3 separate regions of the Homo sapiens genome follow, and regions 1 and 3 are each linked to region 2. A link is a loop called in an ENCODE intact Hi-C map of the cell type or tissue named here. Cell type or tissue: endothelial cell of umbilical vein. All regions are shown on one strand. Each heading gives the region's core, and the rest is flanking DNA. Links, peaks and the distances in the headings are about the cores only.

Region 1 (8,105 bases), core at 1,956-6,955, 320 kb after region 2:
TTGTTTAGCGACACATACATAGGTGCATGGGAAACCATAAAGGTAATGAAAAAATGAATGACAAAGTGGATGGAAATTTTTTTAAAAACATACAAACCAACAACAACAGGATATAGCAATTAGCTGGGGCAGAGGGATAAGAATGGAGAGGGAACTCTCAGAAAATCGCAACAGTGTGGGTAATGTTCTGCTTCTTAAGTGGAGTAATGGGTTCATTTTTTTTTTATAATTCTGCTTTGTAATTTGAGCATATATAAATTTATATATACTATATATAAAATGTATATGTATCGAACATTTTATGAAAACAAAAGATGTTGTCTTTATAAAATGCATTAATGAAAACCTATAGAATATTGATCGTCTTTTAATCTATAGCTTGATTTCAACTTTTAGCAGTAAATTTAGAAAGTTCACAGAGATGATCATTATGTGTAATGAGCATCAGGACTTATTATAGGTCAATTGACATCAAGAACTTAATGATATGGGGATTTTCCATATTGCAGTTAAAACTATTTAACAAAAAAAGAATTCTCAACTTTTCTTCCTTTGAACTACTAGAGAATTATTGATGTTTATGGTCTTCGTCTTTATTTGGGTTCTACTTGAGATTAATTGTGGCCTGCCCCACACTTTACCTAACTGCTTTTTATGTTAACCTAAGCTACCCCAATACCCATTAGCACTGAGTGCCATTAGCAGTGATATTACCTCCTTGACTACTCATGCTGAACTCACGTGTAATAACAATGAGGTAGGCTATTAGGAAGAATTCGTCTTACACAGCACGACTGAAAAACACTTCTAAGTCTTCCCCAAGTGATATAAAATGCACCAAAAGTTATAACAAGAGAACATCCAATCTCCATAAATGGCTCTATTTGTCAGTAGCTTTATTTTCAATACCAATTGTTGGAAAGTAATGTACTTCTATCCACGTTTCAAACTGTACTTACTGGTAACTAATTTGCACAGCCTGAGAGATATTTATTTGGGATGACATTGAACTGAGCTTTCAATATTTCTGATCTCCATCTTCTCTTTGGATAGGCCATCTCTGACAGAGCAAGAGTCAAAAAATATGTATTTGAAATCTGCTGATTGTCATTTGGTTGCAGTGCTTTATTTGGAAAAACTACTTCCAGGAACTGTGTTGGGATGCCAAAGCTGACTAGACTGCACCTTTGCCTTTAACATTACAGATTTTAAAAAAAGTTAAAAAAACAAAAAACCCTCATTTTTTTCAAGCAATATCCCATATACTTACAGTCCAACTGATATTTATTGACTATCTCTGACATGAATAGCTCTAATAAGTTATTTTCCTATTCGATGACACAAAGGGATGAAACAACCAAAACAGCTGTCAGATTAAGAATGCTGTTGTCACCATCAATTAAATCCCTTTGCTAGATAGCTCTGACCACGCACCTGTTTCCTTTCCTTTTCCTTTTTTTTTTTTAAATGGAGAGCTACTCTCCCCCCCTTCCCCTTCTCCTTGTATTGAAAGAAAGGCAGGAGGGGAAAGGGACGATAATTTAGCTGAAGGTCAACTAGGGCACCTGCTAATGGCTCCCTCTCCTCCCATCACTGATTGCCTGAAAATAGGAAATCAGCCCAAATCTATTGTTGTGATCAGGGAGCAAAAGCTGTAATGCTGGTGAGTGAGCACGTGCTTCTTCCTGCCTCTTTTTCCTTCGAAGAAAAATGATTACTACATTTAACTGACACACTGTAGAGCAAATCCCTTCTTTAGAGCTCATCAGTCTGAAGGGTGATGGGGATGCGGCCCAGAAGAACTGGTCTCCCCTGATGAAAACACCTGCTGCCAGAGCCGCCCACCGCCTCTTTCCTCTCGCTTCCCTCACGTTTCCATGGTTCAAGGTGATCCTTAAAACCATGGATGAAGTGTGAGGCTTGCAATGTGTCAGCACCTAAAAGTGGGTACGCTAGGGTATCCTGGATTTTCCTGTGTTTGGGAGAATAATCAGCGATGACTCAGTTCTAAGAGCAGGCCAGACCCATGATGGGGAGAGAAAAAGCAACTGTGAGAAGCTGATGGTGTCCCAGCCTGCATCCAGTCTGACCCTTGTCTGTCCTTCCAGACAGGATATGAGCAAAGTTACCTAGCAGCACCAGCGGGAACTGAGCCAATGAAAACCCCCTGCCCTGCTGCATTCTAATTTCACAGGTGCCCCCGCCTTCCGGGCACAACAGGAAATGAGTCAAGGCAATGATGATAATGAGAGGAAGAAAAAAAGTGCTTCCTCTGTACAAAATGCTTACACACAGGTAATCTCATCTTTTAATTGACTTCTTCCTCAATGCAAAGCAGGTTATTGTCCTTATCTTTAAGAATGAAGACATAGATTTTCTGAGAGAGGTGAAGGTGATGTATGAGGTCACATGAAGGTCACAGCTAGGAGCTGACTCAGCTCATGACACCTCTCGGAAGACGGGGAAATTTCCAACTGAACTTTTTGTAGTTAATACTTGAAAACTTTTGCCTCTCATGAGACTAGGTTTTTTTGAATATTATTTTAAAATGTTTTATTTCCTGACAGTATACAATCTTTATGGTAGGTAATATATTCTTAGAGATGCCAAGAAAAAAAAATTATTATCACCATCTACAAACCACTGTGAATTTTTGTGCTTCCATGGGATACTAAGAGTCAAAGACTTTTTATATTTTTAAATCTATCATTTACCTTTTAGCAAGTATCTGGTTAGTAACTTGGCATAATGTTTTACTCTCTTCATTTTTTTTTTTTAAGAGACAGTCTTGCTCTCTCACTCTGATGGGAGTTCAGTGGCACTATCATAGCTCACTGCAGCCTCGAACTCCTGGGCTCAAGCAATTCCTCCTACTTCAGCCTCCTGAGTGGCGGGGACTACAGTAGTGCGCCACCAGGCTAATTGTTTTATTTTTTGGAGATACAGCATCTCTCTATGTTGCCCAGGCTGGTCTCGAACTCCTGGCCTCAAGCAATCCTCCTGCCTCAGCCTACCAAAGTGTTGGGATTACAGGTGTGAACCACCGTACCCAATCTCTTTTTCATTTATTAAATGAAATTAATCAAATTTACCTGATTTGAAAATTTGAAAACAATAAACTGCTAAGCATACCTGTATTTTGGCTTTAGTTTAAAAAGTGAAAGATGGCAAATGTTTCTTCAATTAAAAATGCAGTCACAATATAAGCATAAAATAACTCATATAACATATTAGGACTACCCAGGAAACAACATATGCAATAAAAAAAATAGTGACAAATATAGAAATACTGAATTTGTAAGGTCATTCAACTTTTTGTACTCCAGCAGCAACAGATTATGAACTGGTTTTATTAAGCACTGTAGCCCCAATAATTAATTTAAAGGTTGCAGCTAGCACAGTGTCTGGCCCAAATAAAGTATTGAGTTAATATATGTTCCCTGATTAGCTTGCTTCAACTGCTTCACAAAGTTTACTTACATTGAAAAATCATGTTGTACCTAATAAATACATCGAATTTTTATGTCAACTATACCTTTTAAAGTATTATACATATATAGTCTCTAAATAATAACTAAATGAGCTGGTGTTATAATGAATCTGTTTCATGATTTTGAATTATTTTACAATAACGGTAACGGAATTCTTAAAGTCTTTAGCAAAATAAACATACGTTCATTCTGTACCTATTTTTGGATCTATAAATCATGAAGTAAAAAGTATTCAGGCCACTCAAATGACATATAATTGGACATAAAGCCTGTGGTAGCATGATTTTAATTTTAGGAGAAATTAGTCTCTCTGTAGACTTTATTCTTATGAAACACTCTCCTATTTCGTTTTTCCTTTTCTTCTATTCCTCCCAGTCGCTGCTCTTAGACATCATCAATGTGCTTGTGTGTATAAAAGGCCGTGGCTCCATTGCGCCCCCTGGTGTGAAGTGTTTGTTCCACCAGAACTCCGAATGTCCAGAATTCCATCTCCATTTTGCTTTGAAACATTGAGTTGACTATTAATATGACCATATTAATGTGATCAAAATAAAAAAGCAACAAAACAAAATTGAGAGAGGACCCTAACCTCTGAGCTCCATCTTCCACCACCAAGTCAATTTTAGTCCATTCACAAGGCTTCAAAAGATTTTAAAAAATACACTGTGTAATGATTCAGGCCTCTATATAGGTGGTAAATGGCAAAGTGCCCATCATCACTTTTTTCTGGACTCATAACTAAGTTATACTATCTCAGGCCCTAGCACAGAATCAAACATAATCTCACATTAGACCCACTCAGTACAATTTTATGAGACATTCTTTCTTGCAGACACCAAGCCAGCCCACAAATATCACAAACTGTGTAAAATACATTCATTTTTATTCTGATGTGATATTCCATATTATGGACTATTTTGTTACTTTAGATTTGTTGCTCTCAGTGGTGATATTATCCAGTTGATGATTTGATTTTCTTTTTGTTCTCATAGCCCCAGATGGACTACAAATACAATATAATCAGTCCCTAACATACGAGTGAGCAGTGTTCCTAAAGTGTATATATAACTTAGTCATTTGGAACTCAAAATACATTTTCCCACAGAAAAAAATTTAAAATATGATAATTCGTTTCCAAGGGTAACCCCTAAAATCAATTTAACCCAGATTGAATTGGAAATATTTTACTAACAGTACCATTTCTACTAAAGTTGGCCAACCATTTATAAAATTATTTGTCCAGGAAAATGAATTCTGAGGTTTACCTTAGGACTACCAGAAACACTCCTCTCTTTCAGAGAAGTAGAAAGACCATCTGGCTTCTGACTGGGGGGCTGCAGGGGGTCTGGCTGGAGTGACCACGCAGATACTCTTTAAGGGCTGGCATGTGCATGGGTGAGGAGAAAAAGGCAGAATTCATACCATTTCCCCAAATCACTACCCGGCCTCTGTCCTACTGTATGGGAAGAACGCTCAGTATTAGATGATTTCGCATTTAGGAGCACGTAAATCCTTCAGCTGAAAGATGCCACGGCATCTACTGTGCTTTCAGGGACTCTCCCCAGACACACAGTGAGAAAGGGATTATGAAATGTAGGAGAAAGCACGCACCCACTCACTTATCAGCACACTCAGTGATCCCTGTGATATTACAGCTACTCTGACAGGTGCTGGGGATACAGAGGATAGAGATGGATAAGGAACTGTCCCTGTCCAACGGGCTCACATTCTAAGCAGGAGTGACAGATATCTATCTAAAGGGTGGTCTGCAAGCATAATAGAAAACACAAGCAAGCATTGTGTTGTAACTTCAGGGGGCTTACATGATAGCTGGGGATACATAATCAACAACCAAAAATTAAATCGGAATAAAGAACATAATATTTCAGATGTCACAAAGGAAACTAGAAGCAAGAGGTGAGGGAATAGTGTACCCTGTTCCTTGACCATAGAACCCCCCTTTTCCCATGGAATATCTTACATCACTCAGAACATAACTGTGACATGAAAGAAAACTCAAGGATATTTGAGTGTGGAAAATAAGTAGTATAAATCCAAGAGAGGGAGAAACTTTTAATTAAGCCATGCTAGGTTAACCCCTGTGCTTATCTTTGCTTCTGTCCAAATTTCTCTAAAAAGGTAATAAAGATAACAAAAATAATGGAAGTACACAAGGGATAAGAGAGAATGAGAGAGCAGACAAGGTGATTAAATTCTGAAACATGGACAGCTGAACGCAGGGAGTAACAGACAGAGCAGAGAGAAGAAACCCAAAACTCAAGGCTGGTAGTGGAGTGTCAACAAGAAATTATGTGTTTTGCACCAAAGAACTCCAGCATGTCCTAGGAATTGGAAGCCACAGGTGCCCGGAGTTGAAATGGAACTCGCTGAATTGGTGCAGTTGAACCCTCCATCCTCCTTCCCCAGCCAGTCCCTTCAGCTCCCAGGGGAAGCAGGTTTACTTGCTGGAGAGGAGGAATCACAGAGGCTGTGGAAATGGGAAGGAGACAGGTCATGCAAACACAGGAGTTGGGAGAAGGTATGTCCTTCCCACCTCTGTGCCCCATTTGCATCTCAGAACATTGTCTGACAACTACTAATCTGAGTTGATAACCTCTATTCAGGGGAGGTTAGAGTGTTTTACTCAGGGGCAATGGATCAGCAAGGGGATGGGGGGGATTAATACTTGGGGTCTTCCAAAGCAATGTCTAGGTCCACTGGTAAGACATGAAGTTCATTTGTGCACAAAGAGCATCTGATCAGAATTTTAACACTTCTCTCTTAGACACAAATGGGCTATTAAGGTCATGGGACTTGTGAGAAAACTCCAAAACATTAGATGGAACTCAGAGGAAACAGATTAATTCAGAGAGCAGAAAAAAATTTCCTAAAGGATTATCGTTAGTGTCCTTACGAAGTTATAAGAGGAAAGCATTCATTAACAAAAAGGAGAAAGAAACAAAAAGCACACAACAATAAGAAAGAGCTCTTAGAAATTTCAAAAGAAGAGAAGAAACTAGAAGAATTGTAATGATTCCAATACACACAAAAAGACAAACGTTTAAGGTAATGGATAAACTGGTTATCCTGATTTGATCATTATACATTGTACCCAAGTATCAAAATATCAGACACCCACAAAATATGTACAATTGTAACATATCAATTAAGTTTTTTAAAAAGAAATGAAAACACTAATAATAATAAAAAAATTTAAAACTTTAATAGAAAAGCTGGATGACAAAGTTTAGTATATGTTCTAGAAAGTAAAACAAAAAAGTCACGCTGGGCGCTTTGGCTCATGCCTGTAATCCCAGCACTTAGGGAGGCCGAGGTGGGTGGATCACCTGAGGTCAGGAGTTCAAGACCAGCCTGGCCAACATGGTGAAACCCCGTCTCTACTAAAAATACAAAAATTAGCCAGGCATGGTGGCAGGTGCTTGTAATCCTAGCTACTCAGGAGGCTGAGGCAGGGGAATAGCTTGAACCTGGGAGGTGGAGGTTGCAGTGAACCAAGATTGCACCATTGCACTGCACTCCAGCCTGGGTGACAGAGCAAGACTCCAAAAAAAAAAAAAAAAAAAAAAAAGCCGAAAAGATGAAAAATAGGGGAGAAGAGAAGAGATGAGAAAACTAGAATACCATAGATGAGATATGATCATATATCTAACTAACAGGAGTTTCAAAAAGCCAGATAAAGAAGAGAGAAGAAACTTACGAGGAACAGGAATTTATAGATTGAATGAGCCCACACAAGAGTAGCACAATAAATAAGAAAAATTCATACCAAGGCATATTGTTGTGAAATTTTACGGTTTACAGAGAACTTCTTTAAATGTTTTTTCTTGGGGCAGGGAACACTAAATCACATACAAGAAATTGGGTATCAAAATATCTTTGAACAATAGTACCACTAGGAAGCTTGAAAATAGTGCAAAGATTTCAGTGATTCTAAGAGAAAATGATGTGCCATCTAGAATATAATATTGATCTAACTAACAAATGCAGTACTCAAAACAATCATATTCAGGCAGAATAGTAATAGTAACACAAAAATTTGCCCCTGTTGTATTTATTCTCAGGACGTTGCTGGTGAGTGTGCACCACCAAAATGAAAGAGCAAGTCACATGACAGAAAGAGATGGAATCAGGGAAACAGGAAATCCCATATGGGAGCAAAGGGAAGGGAGTTCCCTGAATGATGGTGATAGTAGCTTCCAGAACATATATTGTTTGTAGGGTGCAGCAAAAGAGCAAGGGTTTTAGAAGGAATGCTTCCACAAACAAAAAGGGAAGTTATTTTATTATCTGATGGTTTGACAACATTAGGAAAAATTTGTATAGTTCTTTTAGAAAAGTTAGGGCTGAATTCATGATGAATAAAAAGAAAAGGAAGCAAACAAACATGCAAAGAGACCAAGGAAATGATTAACTCCAGAGAAAACAAAACCTTGAGCAAGAAAAAAAAAAAAAAGAAAATGATAGTAAACTACATGACTCAGCTGTGAACAGTACTTACATAATTATAAGCAATATAGCATTGATATAAATATAAACTGTAATTAAGTTTCATTTGAAGTATGGTGGAAAGTAGTGTGTGTGTGAGGATGGGGC
Region 2 (8,105 bases), core at 1,564-6,563:
GAGTAGAAGGATTCTTGTGGGTTTTGTATTTTCACATATTCGTGTTTTCTATAAAGTATTGAAATAATTAAATAGGTAAACCAAGAAAAGTGGTACTGACCTACAGAGCTGTCTTCTGAGTTTGATTTATGAAGAGGGTTCCTAGAAAAGAAAAACAAATCAGATTACCAGAGAGCCTTGCTTTCATGGGAGAACTGAAAATCCTCCTAACTAGTTTGACCCAGCATCAATACTACTTAATACAGCCAGGGAAATTGTTATAGGCTATTTACCACTGGCTTTTTCTACCCATCTGCTGACTTCCTAGAAATAGACTCGTGTGCCATTTGTCGACATTTATTAAAGACTCACTCGAAGGTGAGACCTGTAATATTAAATGAAGAAGACAGACTTCACTAGACGATCACTGAAGTACCTTTCATTCTGTGAACTACTAATACAAGTGAAGTTACTGCCATTGGGAAGTCTCTTGTGTAAGAGGAAAAGAGAAAGCAAATAATAATGAAAACATAAACTCAGCACCACAAATGCCACTTGGGCCCACAGATGAGTACAGTGGTCGGCTCTAGGAAAACAAAGGGGGCAGGGAGGCGGGTGAGACACCCACAACAGGATATTGAGTGTCCCTAATAAAGGGGGCGGCCAGTACACAGTTCCTCCAGTTGGTTGCTGCCAATTGGCAAGTGCAATGTCCATCCTGCTGAATCTTCCAATGTTCAAAAAGAAGACAGAAATCTGCATTTTTTTTTTTGAGACAGTCTTGCTCTGTAGTCCAAGCTGGAGTACAGTGGCATGATCTTGGCTCACTGCAACCTCCGCCTCCTGGGTTCAAGCGATTCTCCTGTCTCAGCCTCCCAAGTAGCTGAGATTACAGGTATGCGCCATCACGCCTGGCTAATTTTTGTATTTTTAGTAGAGACGGGGTTTCACCATGTTGGCCAGGATGGTCTGGAACTCCTGACCTCATGCAATCCTCCTGCCTCGGCCCCCCAAAGTGCTGGGATTACAGGCGTGAGCCACTGTGCCCAGCCAGAAATCTGTATTTTTATACAAGAGCTCTAACATTTTTAAGTGATGGTAAAGAAACCAATGTTTTTAAACATGTGTCCAAATTAATCAATACATGTCTGGGCATCGAATTTGCCTCCCACCCCAACACCTTTGGCTGCCAGTTTGTGAAGGCAGATACAGATTAACCCAAATAATCTGAAAAGTGTGCACAGCCCAAAACCAGTTCATTAAGCATTTCTCCAGAAAAAAACTTAGACAAACAAAATTTAAAGAAAGAAAGCGGGAAAGCCAAAGAAAGTTAAAATTGGTTGTATCAAAAAGGGAACGAGGTGGGCAGATCACTTGAGGTCAGGAGTTTGAGACCAGACTGGACAACATGGCAAAGCTCCGTCTCTACTAAAAATACAAAAATTAGCTAGGCGTGGTGGCACAGGCCTGTAATCCTAGCTACTCGGGAGGCTGAGGCAGGAGAATTGCTTGAATCTGGGAGGCAGAGGTTGAAGTGAGCCAAGATCGCACCATTGCACTCCAGACTGGGCAACAGAGTGAAACTGTATCACCAAAAAAAAAAAAAAAAAAAAAAAAAGGAACAGGGAACAGTAGAGTGTGGAGCAAAATCTTTCATTAGGTGTGTCCAAATCCCAGAAGGAAAATACAGTATCCTTGGGCTTACAGCCAAGGGAAACCAGAAAGAAGGCACCTGCATCAGAAGAGACACAGACACTTGGGGGATTTAAACCTGAATCTTCACTACAAGTTCACCACCAGGAAGGAAGATGGAAGAGGTGATTTTTGCATCTGAAGGCTAGGGAAGACAAGAAAGTGGGAGGCCAGGTATGAGTTACACTGAAAAAATTAGAGCAAAGGCTGAGGCAGGAGGAGAGCAGCCTGGGCAACATAGTGAGACACTGTCTCTTTAAAAAAAAAACTTCTAAAAAGTTCAACTGGGTATGGTGACATGCATCTATAGTGCTAGTTCTAGCTACTCAGGAGGCTGCAGCAGGAGGACTACTTGAGCCCAGGAGTCCGAGGTTGTAGTGAGCTATGATCACACCACTGACCTCCAAACTGGGTGACTGAATGAGACTCTGTCTCATTCAGAGGAAGAAGAATTGAATATCCTAATCACCTAAAGTGATTTTCTGCCTACCTTTTGGATAAAAGGACCTTGAGAATCTAAGGTGACCAGAGAGAGGGGAGGGAGGCTTTTTCACGCAGAGCAGCCTTTAATAAGCCACCACCCTTTGGTGTAGCTGCACTGGTGTGGGCTGACCACTGGGTGCCATTTCTGAGTGGCAGGCCCATGCCCTGCAAGCACCACCATTCTCCACGGCTGAGTGCAGAGAACTGTTGATGACCAGCACAAAAATCTGAAAGCTTTCTATTGTAAACTAAGGGAGAGTCGGAGCTAAGAACAGAATCAGGGGAGAAACCGCTAGAGAGGACAAGAGCTAGTTTTGAATTCTAGTTATTTCCCCTTATTCCTGTGCTGTGAATACAGAACATGTAAGGAAAATCTCACTTATCACCAAATTGTGCCAAAACATGGCTAGGACCTACTCTCCTTCCTCCTATCCACACAAAAATGAAAATACCTGTATTTACCTGCAAGGCTTTTAGGAGGTAGCCATTTCAAAATTTAAATCTTTCAGCCAAAATGTACTGAACAACGCACAAGTAAGGTACATGGATGAACACGAAGGAAGGGGAGCCACAGGTTAGAGACGGAGGGAGACAGGAACAAAAAAGCATAAGAAATGACGAGGGGGAAGGGGAGGAGAAGAATGAGGAAGAGAAGCAGCAAATGTAACATGCTCAGGGCCACGGGAGAAGTGGGAGCAAAATAAGAGCAAGCTAGTTGGCTGGGGACTGAGGCAGGAAATCCTTCAGAAAGAAAGAAGGGTTTCTGCTAAGTTTAGCTTCTTAATTTTTTTAAAAAATCTTACTGTGCTGTACTTTGCACTTCAAGTCATGGGACTGTGCAGCTGCCACCTTACTTCAGCGGGCTGGGGTCTGCAGCTGGTTAAACATGTTTTCTGTAAGGGGCCACCAGAGGGACAGGGAGCCCCATATGTATTTTTGTCCTCACCCTAAGGACTAGGGATGTCTTTTTTTTTTTTTTTTTTCTCCTGGAGACAGAGTCTCACTCTGCTGCCCAGGCTGGAGTACAGTGATGCGATCTCGGCTCACTGCAACCTCCACCCCCAGGTTCATGCGATTCTCCTGCCTCAGCCTCCTGGGACTACAGGCATATGACACTATGCCTGGCTAATTTTTGTATTTTTAGTAGACACGGGGTTTCACCATGTTGACCAGGCTGGACTTGAACTCCTGACCTCAGGTGATTTGCCCGCCTCGGCCTCCCAAAGTGCTGGGATTGCAGGCATGAGCCACCGTGACCGGCCAGGACTAGAGAAGTCTTGACCTAACTGCTATGGACCAAATATCCCCACCTCAGGATAAAACTTATTATGTAATAAGTGAAAACACAAATTGTGAATTTTTACTTTCCCTAAAAGTCATCAAAATACTTCAAAAAGTACACTGCAGAAAAATGTACGCTCCCACTGCTACACCATTAGCACAAAATGTGATTGCATTTTCCTCTCTGAAATGATGACTGACAATATTTTCACTATTTTTAATCTACTGTCTTCAAACTACCACACACTTTGAATAATTTTATCCTCCGGTTTGGACTTGGCCCAGGCATTGCTTGAACTTCCCCAGGATGCCAGCAGATGGCACTGTAGTTTCTTTATTCATCTTGCTGTGGTGAGTGGGATTTTGTTTTTAAAATTTCACAAGTTCACCACCTAGATGCTGGCCAAAGAATAACAAGCCCATGTTTCATAAGCGTGAGGCTCCCCAACTCATCAAATTTACAATCCTTTGAATTTTACGTTGAATCCAAATTCAATGTGTGAATTTGGATGCAGTGACTTTCTCCCTGCAAACAGAAGCTGGCATAGAAGCAGTGCAAAATGCCATCTCCTTTCTCCTTGAGAATGATTATTACAATTCATCCAGCAGGAGCAAAAATCAATGATATAACCCAAGTCCAAAAGTGGATGGCAGCAGGTGGAAGGGGTCATTTACTAATCTCCTGGTGGAAGAAATTAATGCTCAGACGTCAGCTCCAAAGAGGCCTCCTGGTAGTAGTACCTCCTTCCTCCAGCCAGAAGCCCCAGGCCTGAGGATGGTGGGCGCTGGAGCTGGATCTGCTCTTTGGACTCATCTTTTTCATTGTCAATGGGTAAAAAGTATGGTAACTTCAGCATGGATTTTGATGACCAGGAAGCAATAATTAATATTCTGCTGTGCTTTAAAAATCCATTTAAACATTTAATTATCATCAAGTATTGGATTTAAAGTCTCAGAACTGAACCTTAGCAAATATTTGTTCATCAATAACTCCTACTATTAAGACCCCAAATCTATCTGCTTAAGTGTCAACATTTTTCCTCAAGATCCCTAAACTGCTTTAGCTGTTCCTGAAGGCAAAATTCACTTAAGAAAATTCCTACATTAAGGAATTTATCAATCCCATTGAAAAATAAAAATAATTTAAGAGACAGTATCCCCAGAACTGGTTTCTTTCCTCCTACCTCTGTCTTTAACAAATTCTTTGTTAAATTGCTTTGTGTATTCATTTTCACTCATTCTTTCATTCAGTATTTATTTATTCACCTCTCAGTAGGAGTCAGGCATCCTCTGAGGTCCTGAGAACATAGCAATAAACAAGACAGATTCAAGAAGGGCGACTGCAGAGTCAAGGAGTGAGGAGAAGTTGAGGTGATGGGACAGAGAAGGCTTCTCTGAGCAGAAACCTAAATAATGAAATAACATTCACTTCCCCAGATGGGGAAAGCTGGGCAGGGGAACAGCAGGGGAGGGAACAAGAGGTCCCCTTTGGACATGCTAAGTGTGCGGTGCTTATTAAACATCCCTGTGCAGACAGTAAAGAAACAGTTGGACATGTGAGTCTAGAGCTGCAGATAAGAATTTGTAAGTGACTTGCATACTCTAAGCTCTGACTGAACACTACGAAGAGAAACATTATGAAGACTGAGCTCCAGGGCAACCCGATTTTTAGTGGTCATAAAGAGAAAGTGAGGCCCAGCAATGAGACTTAGGAGGAGCAGCCAGTGGGAGAAGGAAAAGAAGGCAGAGTGCTCCTTTACCTTTCTGGTTAGAATATTATTAAACTCCGTTTTACAAAAATTATATCGCAGCTGGGCGCAGTGTCTGACCCTGTAATCCCAGCACTTTGAGGCCGAGACGGGTGGATCACCTGAGGTCAGGAGTTCGAGTCCAGCCTGGACAACATGGTGAAACCCCATGTCTACTAAAAATACAATAATTAGCCAGGCGTGGTGGAGAGCACCTGTAATCGCAGCTACTCAGGAGGCTGAGGCAGGAGAATCACTTGAACCCAGGAGGTGGAGGTTGCGGTGAGCCGAGATTGCGCCACTGCACTCCAGCCTGGGTGACAAAGTGAGACTCCATCTTAAAAAAAAAAAAAAATTATATTGCAGTCTCTCACTCCACACAGTGGAAACTCTAGGTTGCCATATTTTCTTTTCCAGTGAGTCTACTGCTTTACAGTGGAGATCCTCGTAAGACCATAGAGTAGGAGGAGGAACACAACACAGGTCAACATGAAATTCTTTACACTTGTATAGAATTCCACCTCTCAAATGCAATACTCTCATTACCCCCCATCACAGAATAGGACTGTCACTGAGATGGGAGTGATGACATGCCTGAGGTCCAATCGTGCTGGGCAAGGGCATAACTGGGCTTGGTGGCCACGTCTCTGACTCCTGAGTTCAACACCTCACCCTCTTCCCCAGACTCCTCCTCATTTGTATAACAGAATTCCAAATTGTATACATTCTTTAACAGGATGCTTCTTTTCTATTATTTAAGGGATAGACAGAAAGGGGATACCATTACATACTGGCCCAGCTCTTGAGTAAATTGCTAAAATGATACTCAGAAGAACCTGCAAAAACAGAAAGTTTTCAACACCAAACCTCACCATGGTCTATGGAAGTATCAGAACTAAATATTCCAAGAACACTTTTCAGGAATTGACTATCTGGCTATTGCAAGACCCCCCTATCTGCTTCTAGAAGGAAAGGAAGCCAAATACTATGGCTCAAACTCATTTTTCTTCTTCTGTTTATATACAAATAGTCTAAGCTACATCCAGACAAAGACAACTCTATCTCGTTTCTACATACTGAGTCCAGCACACCAGAAAAGTGCAATGAATGGCCAAGCATAAACAAATTCCTAAAATACACTTCATGTTTTGGCTTTGATGAGCTGTCCAGAAACTTCATTATAACCAAGAAAAAAAAAAAAGAAAAGAAAAGAAAAAGAAAGGAAAGTGGTTATAACCTCATTTCCAAGAAAGGAACATATGCTATATGTTACTGGAAAACCTGTACTTAAGGGATTTTCAAAGTTCCTTAATCTTGAGTCTCAGGAAATCAACTTCTCCATTAGTTGATTTCCTGCTGAATTTGAAATCTGGTCTTTTGCTGTGTCTGGGTCTTTTCCTGCATCATCCCAGGCCTGCCAAGGCAGTCCCGAAAGCCAGTAGCAGCCTTTTCTCCACCATTTAAAAAAAAAAGCCTGACACATCTGTGCTACTGAATTGTGCATGTACAGGGGGAGGCAGGGGAAGGTTAAAAGGTTGAAGGGCTTACATTAAGAAGTAGTTAAGATTTTCATTTTCTTTATGTCCTACTTAAGTATGGATAACTGTACCTTCATATTTTGCTCCTTTCATGACAAATCATTACATGTTAAAGAAGTAATTCCTCAATTTAATATTTCTTTCTATCCTTTGGGTATCAAAGATACTTTTATCACACAAACCTATCTCCTCTGTTTAAGAGAAATAGATATGAAACAAAATTCAATTCATACTATCCACTAGTTGCCATAAAAACTCAAGAGTCACCCTTTCTCCAGCCACAGGGCCAGGACTTGGATGATGCCAGAGAGACACAGATAGCCCAAGTTGTAAGAGGTCACCTCTTACAGATTTGGTGTTGATTTGGTGTAAGATTCTCTCAGAATCCGGCAGGTGCAGGGAGTGAGTTGCCTCCTTAAATTCCATGCCCTATGCACCTCTCTTGCTTGGCCCCATGATTTAGCTTGTGAATTCACTGGCTGAGACAGAAAAGCAATTCTATTGCCAAAATCTGGCATACTGTTAGAACTCCAGGAATAATCAATATCAATGACAACATGGGTGACATTTTGTCAAGCCGGTCAAAACAATCCCCATACAGGTTTTTTCTTTCATTTCACAGTCTATTCCCAGCCTGAACTTGCTGGCTTTTTGTTACAGGGTCACCTTTATAAATGAACAAGGCAGGTGTCTGCAATACCAAAACCAAGACAATGGCCTGACCCAGCACACACATTCAGGAGTCAGGCAGAACTAGGGGTAAATGACAGCGCTGCCACCAATCTAAGCCTTGACTGTCTTTCTAAGTGCAGTTGTGATGATAAAAACAGTACCCCTTAATGGACTGTTAAGAGGATCACATGAGACAGTGAATGTTAAGAGCTTTGCGCAGTGTCTGGCACTGGGGAAGCTCCAAGGAAATGTTACTTCTTGTAACTATTCACAGAGCAGTCCCAAACTGACGAACTTAGTCTTCTCCAGCAGACTCGCTGTTCCCATTCCACCAAGTATTGCCATGAGGTATCTCCTATTCTAGAATCTAAGTTTCCAAATCACTAAGGTTCCTCCTTGTAAATTATTTTATCATTAACCTCTCTCAAATAATTGAGATGGACACAAGGATTTCTCTTCTACTTGCCACTTTATAAAAGCAATTTGTATGTTTTTTAGAATTACAAAAAACAACACACATAATGATTAAGCATGACATCAAAATCTCTTTATCCAATGGATTTTCAGCATATTATTTCCATTATTCTCATGTTATTATATCCTATTGTCTTCCTTAAGCAGTATTTAGCTTATTGTGTATGGCACACTGTCTACTAAATAATTTGTCATTGATGTTGCATAGCTTTTCAATATAGGCACTTACATCAAGGGA
Region 3 (8,105 bases), core at 1,956-6,955, 97 kb after region 2:
GGATAATTTTTTGCAATTTGTAAGTGAATAACTACTACTGGGGGAAATGGTTCTGATAGTAAACATCCCAGAATAAGGCCTATGACCTCCAGGAGCAAACTCAGGCCACAAATACAGGAAACAAAGATTCTCAGTAGGCCATTAGAATTAACTGTCCTCCAAGAACTGGCAGGTACTTCACCATCCTCCTGGGTCACGGGGAGGCAGGTGCATGGAGGGGCCTGAGTGCAGGAGGTTCCCTGCCCCCACTCTGCCTTTCCTTATTTAGGACCACCATGAACCCAGAGGACATCCTGGCTCTGACCTAAACTCAAGTCAGATCTGTACCCACCTCCCTACAGACAAGAGTGGCAGTGGGGACCTGACATGACTCTCATGCTAAACTGCAGAAGAGCCAACAAGGCAGCTGAGCACAGTGGCTCACGCCTGTAATCCCAACACTTTGGGAAGCCAAGGCAGGTGGATCACCTGAGGTCTGGAGTTTGAGATCAGCCTGGCCAACATGATGAAATCCCATCTCTACTAAAAATACAAAAAAAAAAAAAAATTTAGCTAGGTGTACTGGCGGGTGCCTGTAATCCCAGCTACTCAGGAGGCTGAGGCAGGAGAATCACTTGAACCTAGGAGGCAGAGGTTGCAGTGAGCTGAGATTGCGCCACTGCACTCCAGCCTGGATAAAAAAAAAAAAGAATAGCCAACTAGGTGCTCCATAGATATAATTCAGAAAATGCCCAAAAAGAGATCAGTCAGTTAATTTCAACTTAACTTCATTTTCTCTTAAATATTAGCCCAGTGACATTGGTCTCTTCTCTCCCCATCCTCCTCTGTGGCAACAAAGACCTTAGAAGGTAAAACATGGAGGAGGGAAGGGAGATTGGCCACTCCTGAAACACACTTCTGTGAGGCTGGTATTCTCACAGCAACATTCAAGGAGATCGCCAAGAGAATGACAGTAAGCACAAGGCACTGGGTAAGATCCTTCACCAATTGTGTTTTCATGACAGCGTTTCACTTCTTACATAAAAAACATGTATTAGTCCTCATTTGAGAATACCTTATAAAGTCAGTACATATTTTTGAAAAAATGAGACCCTTATTAGGTCAGAATATATTTTTGTAGGGTTTTTTTGTTTTGTCTTTTGTTTTTTTGAGACAGAGTCTCACTCAGTTGCCCAGGCTGAAGTACAGTGGTGTGATCTCGGCTCACTGCAAGCTCCGCCTCCCGGGTTCACTTCATTCTCCTGCCTCAGCCTCCCGAGTAGCTGGGACTACAGGCGCCCGTCACCACGCCCAGCTAGTTTTTTGTATTTTTAGTAGACACAGGGTTTCACTGTGTTAGCCAGGATGGTCTCGATCTCCTGACCTCGTGATCTGCCCACCTTGGCTTCCCAAAGTGCTGGGATTACAGGCGTGAGCCACCGCACCTGGCCAGGTCAGAATATATTTTTGAAAAAGCATGAGACTCCAAAGCAAAGAGAGAATTTAATAGGAGAAAACCAAGATGGCACTGTTAAGAGACAAGAAAAGGAAAAACCTGAAATTGAGATATTTCAACCTAGTGTGTTAACATAGGGATGACTCAAGGACTAGATGCTGGGACCAGTATTTCAAAACTTTCCACACACCAGTTCTGTGTAAATTTCCTCCTGATTCCAAATCTTGCCAACCATCTTTAAATCTCCAGTGATAGTTAATTACCTACTTGTTTTTTAGAGTTGTCTTGGGTTTTGTCTATATATCACAATTTGTTTTTTAATAAAAGATGTACAGATAGACTTAAAAGGCCACAGAATACTTTGTGTAGACAGGGACATTCGAAAGGTCACTTTCACTTGATCTATCCTTCTATCCTTCCTCACCTCTGCCTTCCACTTACAAAAGAGAAAAATGCTATTTGTTATTAACAAATTATCTATTTTGAGAATTTTTTTTGAGGAGGTGGTTGGATTTTTGTTTTTGCTGGTTTGGGTTGGGTTTTTCTTTCCTTTTTTTTTTTTTTTTTTTTGTTTTTCTTTTTTTTGAGACAATCTCGCTGTGTTGCTCAGACTGGAGTGCAGTGGCATGATCTCGGCTCATTGCAGCCTCTGCCTCTCCGGTTCAAGCGAATCTCATGCCTCAGCCTCCTGAGTAGCTGGGATTACAAGCACACACCACCACACCCAGCTAATTTTTGTATTTTTAGTAGAGATGGGGTTTCGCCATGCTGGCCAGGCTGGTCTCAAACTCCTGACCTCAAATGATCCACCCGTCTTGGCCTCCCAAAGTGCCAGGATCGCAGGCATGAGTCACCACGTCCGGCCAGGTTGGGTTTTTTTGTCATGGAAAGGGAACAGCCAGTATGGTAGAGTGGTTAAGATGCTAGGCTCTGACCTTAAGAAAGTTATTAAATTTTTTTTGTGTCTTGGAGAGAGGTATCTGCCTCAGGTATTATTTGCATTGCTGCCAAATAAAGACATAATCCATGTAGAACACTCAGAACAGTGTCTGATACCCAGAACTCCATAACGATTACTCTTATCATTAACAATGGCCACTGTTGCTTATCATTTTAATAGACTATGATGACCAACTCTTAAACTATCTTCAAAAAACTTTCCTGCATCATAATGAAATCACCTTTGCCTGAGTAGAAACAGTTTCAACATGTGAAGCAGATGTGACTACAGATGAAAACAGTCTGCAGAAGTCCCAGAGACTCATGACAAACCCAGCTTCCAAAACAGCCTTTTCCCCTCTCATAGCAGGCTGTGCCACTAAAGACAGATTCTCCCTCTGTGCTGCATTCCTGGAACAAGCAGCCAGTCTCTCTACCTTGCACACGCTGATGATTTCTAGTTGTTTCACTTAAGCACATCCAGGTACTCTCCCCAACACGTACAGCTCTGCCAGGCCAATGCACGTGTCTGTTTCCTTCATAACTCTTTGCAGCTCCACCACAATGTTGCACAAGGCAGGCATTTACTAAAAGCTCCACAAGTGAATGGATCCGTATCTTCCAGAGTAAGAGACAGCATGCAACTTCCCACATCATATGAATGCCTTGAAAATTATTTGTTTTTGTTCCATTTGATCAAGTTTGTAAAACAAGCTAAATGCCTTCTATTGACTTCCTGATATTTGTGGATTCAGAGCCCAGGAAGATTCTTGTATCTATATCAGACAACAAATAGAACCCCGTGTGTGTGTGTGTGTGTGTGTGTGCGCGCGCGTGCGCGCGCATGTGGGGGAGGTTGGAAGGATGAGAATTAAGGGGAAAATTTCCATTTATTGAGCATCTGTATACCTATACTACATTGTCGGTATTCTTGTACATCATTTCAATTAATGCACAACACCAATGAGGACATCAAAGCAGGAAGGTTCCATGTCCACTGCCACATGGCTAACAAAGAGCTGGTCCTAGCTGGGAGCAGTGGCTCACACCCGTAATCCCAACACTTTGGGAGGCTGAGGCAGGTGGATCACTTGAGGTCAGGAGTTTGAGACCAGCCTGGCCAACATGGTGAAAACCCGTCTCTACTAAAAACACAAAAATTAGCTGAGTGTGGTGGCTTGCGCCTGTAATCCCAGCTACTCAGGGGGCTGAGGCAGGAGAATCACTTGAACCTGGGAGGCAGAGGTTACAGTGAGTCGAGATCGTGCCACTGCATTCCAACCTGGGCAACAGACTCTGTCTAAAAAACAAAAAAAGAAAAAAGAGAGCAGATCCTGGCTTCAAATCCATTCCTGTCTACTCCAAAATCTGCCTTCACCACCACAGAAGTACGGGCTCACTGCAGTTGGGCACACAACAAGCTTAAGCTAACCTTACTGCTTATTTAAACTATAAAGCCATCTACTGAGGCCTTCCACAGAAAGTAATCCCCACCCCATAATATTTTAAAATAAAACTTAGGGTTAGTTAACAGTACTCCTGAGATGCCTACAGTGTACAGTTGAATAATTCACTTAACCTGAATTGAGGAAACATATGGCTGGGTGCTTGGCCAGGCCAAATTGCCACATCCTCCACTCCATTATTTCTTCCTGAGGCTGGGCTTGCGGTAGACCCCGCAGCCCTGAACGACTCCACCCACAGGCCCCATGGGAAAAGCTGTGACTGAAATGCTGGCACAGCCGCTGCCACCCAGGCACTCGAGGCCTCCGAGGGGTGTCCCCCTCCTGGGCTTTTCACCCCAGCACTGCAGATAAGAAAATGAAATGGAAGTAAGGAGCCAGGGGGATGGGGGCAGCAGCTCCGTCCATCCCCACCAACTCCATCACCCCAACCTGGGGCAGAAGACCTGGACTTGTAACTCACAGACTAGGAAGCATAGGCCAGATACAGATAGAGGCTTCACCTCAGCTGGCTGCAGAGGGCAGGAGGGCTGCGTGTCATCACATCCTGCTTCACCCTGGTCCACCCTCCCCAAGGAAAGCTTCCTGAGGAAATCCTGACTGCTACAGAGAAATGGGTGGTTCAGCCCGAGGACGTAAACAAGAGCAATGTGTTTTGTTCTGTTTCCCTGCAGACCTGCGCAGGGCCTCTGGCTAAACAATTCTTTGGCAGCCATGCAACTAAAAACCAAGCTAAGCGGTGGCTCAGACAACTAAAACTTGTAAGTAAGAATGTGCATGGTCAGACTCAACTGAGGATTGCTAAAAGGACTGAGGTGTGTTCTCACCTAAGTTTTTAGCTTAAGGAAGCATAATTATAAACCGCGATTACTTTTGCACCAACCTAATACAATAACAAAAAGATACACTGTGGCCAGGTGCGGTGGCTCACGCCTGTAATCCCCGCACTTTGGGAGGCCGAGGAAGGTGGATCACCTGAGGTCAGGAGTTCGAGACCAGCCTGGCCAATGTGGTGAAACCCTGCCTCCACTAAAAATACAAAAATTAGCCAGGTATGGTGGCAGGCGCCTGGGAGGCAGAGGTTGCAGTGAGCAGAGATCACGCCATTGCACTCCAGCCTGGGCAACAGAGCAAGACTCAGTCTTAAAAAAAAAAAAAAAAAAGCTACCCACTAGTTACAGAATCCATCAGAACCCAAAGATGATGAGAAGGAAGGGAAATTACTTGCAGAAGCGTATCCAAATGGAATCCTTGGCTTATGCCTGTAATCCCAGCACTTTGGGAGGCAGACGGGCAGGATCAGGAGGTCAGGAGTTTGAGACCAGCCTGACCAATACGGTGAAACCCCGTCTCTGCCAAAAATACAAAAATTACGCGGGCTTGGTGGCCCGTACCTGTAATCCCAGCTACTCAGGAGGCTGAGGCAGGAGAATCGCTTGAACCTGGGAGGCAGAGGTTGCAGTGAGCTGAGATCGCACCATTGCACTCCAGCCTGGGCAACAAGAACAATACTCCATCTCAAACAAACAAACAAACAAAACAAATGGAATCCCTATTTTCTTTTAGTTTTACAAATGACAAAATTCAGGCCCAAACCTAAATGCTTGCCGAGCTTATACTCAGGATCCAGACATTGCAAGTCAGACACCAGAAATGCACCATCGCCCCACCAAGTCCGGACAAGACTTTAAATGAAGTTCTTCTTGTTCTGTTGTCTGCTCGTCTCCTTCCAAGTATCCAATATTTTCTTGTGTCTATATCTTAGCAACTAAGTTCCTCAGCACAGTGTCTACCTTTCTTAAACTTCTTCTCAAAAATGATCTCTATGGGTTTTTTTTGGTTTGTGTTTTTGAGACAGGCTCTCCCTCTTTTGCCCAGGCTGGACTGCAGTGGCGCGAACACAGCTCACTGCAGCCACAATGTCCCAGGCTCAAGCAATCTTCCCACCTCAGCCCTCCAAGTAGTTGGAAATACAGGCAGCGCTACCATGCCTGGCTAATTTTTTTTTTTCTTTTCTTTTTTGAGACAGAGTTTCACTCTATCCCCCAGGCTGGAGTGCAGTGGTGCCACCTCGGCTCACCGCAACCTCCACCTCCCAGGTTCAAGCAATTCTCCTGTCTCAGCCTCCTGAGTAGCTGGGATTACAGGCGCACGCCACCACGCCTGGCTAATTTTTGTGTTTTTAGTAGAGATGAGGTTTCACCACTTTGGCCAGGCTGGTCTCAAACTCCTGACCTCAGGTGATCTGCCTGCCTTGGCCTCCCAAAGTGCTGGGATTACAGGCACGAGCTACCCTGCCCGGCTAATTTTTGTATTTTTTTTTTGTAGACATGGGGTTTCATCATGTTGTGCAAGCTGGTCTCGAACTCCTGAGCTCAACGATCCACCCACCTCAGCCTCCCAAAGGGCTGGGATTATAGGGATGAGCCACTACACCCAGGCAAAAATGATCTTTATATTCCTAGCTCCATCTCTCCTTCAGTTAAAGCTCCCATTATGTGAGCCATTTCAGCAAGGGAGAGCAAGACATCAAAGGTGCTTAAGGATCGATCATGGAGGATGCATCATTTGAATTCTTAAAGGGAAATATGGTCATGAGGTGGGCAAGAATGAGATGTACTTCAGTATGACCCCCTCCTCATCACCTCTACCAGGAGAACCAACAATATCTTTGCAGAGAACTCTGTGCCCTGCAAGATGTCTCAGTTAAAAAAAAAAAAAAGATAGTAAAAGAATTTGATCCAATAAAACAAAAAATGGCCATCAGGCTTCCTAAATACTGTAAATGTCAAATGACTGATACAAATAGTAGGTGCTAAAGAATGTGCAAAGAAGAGAAATACTGATTTTGCAATGTCAACAGACCATACGATTTAAAAAAGCAATCATGGGTTGTAAATCATATGATAATGAGGCATGACAGCTGGGAGCTAGCTTGATCACAAAGTACCTGACACAGTGAAATACTTGAAGGGAAAATTTTCTTTTTCCTCTCCTTTCTTTTTTTTTTTTGTGACAGAGTCTCACTTTGGTGCCCAGGCTGGAGTGCAGTGGCACGATCTCAGCTCACTGCAACCTCCGCCTCTCAGGTTCAAGTGATTCTCCTGCCTCAGCCTCTCAAGTAGCTGGGATTACAGGCACATACCACCATGCCTGGCTAATTTTTGTATTTTTGGTAGAGATGGGGTTTCACTATGTTGGCCAGGCTGGTCTCCCACTCCTGACCTCAGGTGATCTGTCTTCCTAAGCCTCCCAAAGTGCTGAGATTACAGGCATGAAGCACTGTGCCCGGCCGGAGGGAAAATTTTTGTTAATCATGGAATGTTCTTAATTTTTTAATATTGGTATCTTTGACTCCATGCTTCATTTGTACTATTTTGCAATGTTTCCTATGGTCAGAACCCTTGGGGATGATGCAGACTCTATCCTTGTGTTCTTCCCATTTCCCGTGGCAGAACCTATTCTCATCTTGACCTTGTATCTACAGAAACCTTCCTTTTGGACTTGAGTCATTTCCTGTCCCAACTATAGCAACTGCTAGCCTTACGTTCTTCTTGAATATTGAATTGTGAACTCTAAACGTGCTCAGGACAGGCAACTTTCACGTTTCAACTTCCACCCTACATTAGTTAGGAGTCTACACTCTTGCTTTTGTAATCCATCGCTGAGCTTGATTCAAAATTACTGATTCCACTGTCATTCTTTTAATTGAGTATGGTCCTCTCCACACACCCCATCGACTTCCCACAGCTAATGGTGAGTGTGTGTGTCCCCAAAGGAAAGTGGAGCAGTGGTGAGCCATCTCTCAAGACTTCAGGGGACCTTTCCCTTCGTGACCATGAATCATCTTCCTTCTCGATCTCAACGTGAAAACTTTCCTTTTCCTCTGCTAATAAGAAGTTTCTTAATAGGATGTCTGCTGGGCTGTGTAATAATCTCCAAAGGGAAGTGATGGAGGTTTTGGCATGAGTCATTGACGTGGAGCTGGAGGAAGTAATGGGCAGTAATGGACCAGAGGGAGCAGTCCTTTACCAACAGGATGGGCTGCCGATGAGCTGGGAAATTTTATTTTTCTAACTCTCCATTTTTATATTACTTGGTGAGGACATTTCTCTCAATGCATTTACTCTGAATGAATGGTGGGCATTAATATTAATTTATTCAGGGATCAGAACTTTTTAGAATGTATGTCCCATTAGAGTTTAATTAAAATGTCCATTATAGAATCCACAGGGAATAAAATATCCTATAAGTGGTTTCCATTTTCT

The links. Hi-C counts contacts between places; a loop is a spot of excess contacts. Peaks named below come from ENCODE experiments on the same cell type or tissue, not always from the same donor. Only the 100,000 strongest peaks of a DNase experiment are listed, where the experiment ranks them.
Region 1: a loop joins it to region 2, with 6 times the contacts of the local background. A loop is called at or near these places in 15 of 110 quality-filtered maps.
Region 3: a loop joins it to region 2, with 4 times the contacts of the local background. A loop is called at or near these places in 3 of 110 quality-filtered maps.

What each region holds. Positions count from the first base shown.
Region 1 is chr6:148,140,935-148,149,039 of GRCh38, reverse strand. No RefSeq gene overlaps it. Among named protein-coding and RNA genes, the nearest start is that of SASH1, 200 kb to the left of the region's middle. RefSeq lists an enhancer at 1,410-2,609. In endothelial cell of umbilical vein, for the core only: a CTCF peak has its summit at 3,921 (motif pointing left); DNase peaks (open chromatin) are centred at 2,139 and 3,899; H3K27ac peaks cover 2,019 bases.
Region 2 is chr6:148,460,581-148,468,685 of GRCh38, reverse strand. SASH1 (SAM and SH3 domain containing 1) reads right to left here. Exons shown (of 20, transcript NM_015278.5): 5 at 101-141. Among named protein-coding and RNA genes, the nearest start is that of SASH1, 120 kb to the right of the region's middle. In endothelial cell of umbilical vein, for the core only: a CTCF peak has its summit at 3,741 (motif pointing right); DNase peaks (open chromatin) are centred at 3,775 and 6,465; H3K27ac peaks cover 1,717 bases.
Region 3 is chr6:148,363,867-148,371,971 of GRCh38, reverse strand. The region is part of intron 1 of SASH1 (SAM and SH3 domain containing 1); the gene reads right to left. Among named protein-coding and RNA genes, the nearest start is that of SASH1, 25 kb to the right of the region's middle. RefSeq lists enhancers at 3,674-4,549, 4,550-5,426 and a silencer at 7,113-7,313. In endothelial cell of umbilical vein, for the core only: no CTCF peak of the experiment used is centred there; a DNase peak (open chromatin) is centred at 4,441; H3K27ac peaks cover 4,963 bases.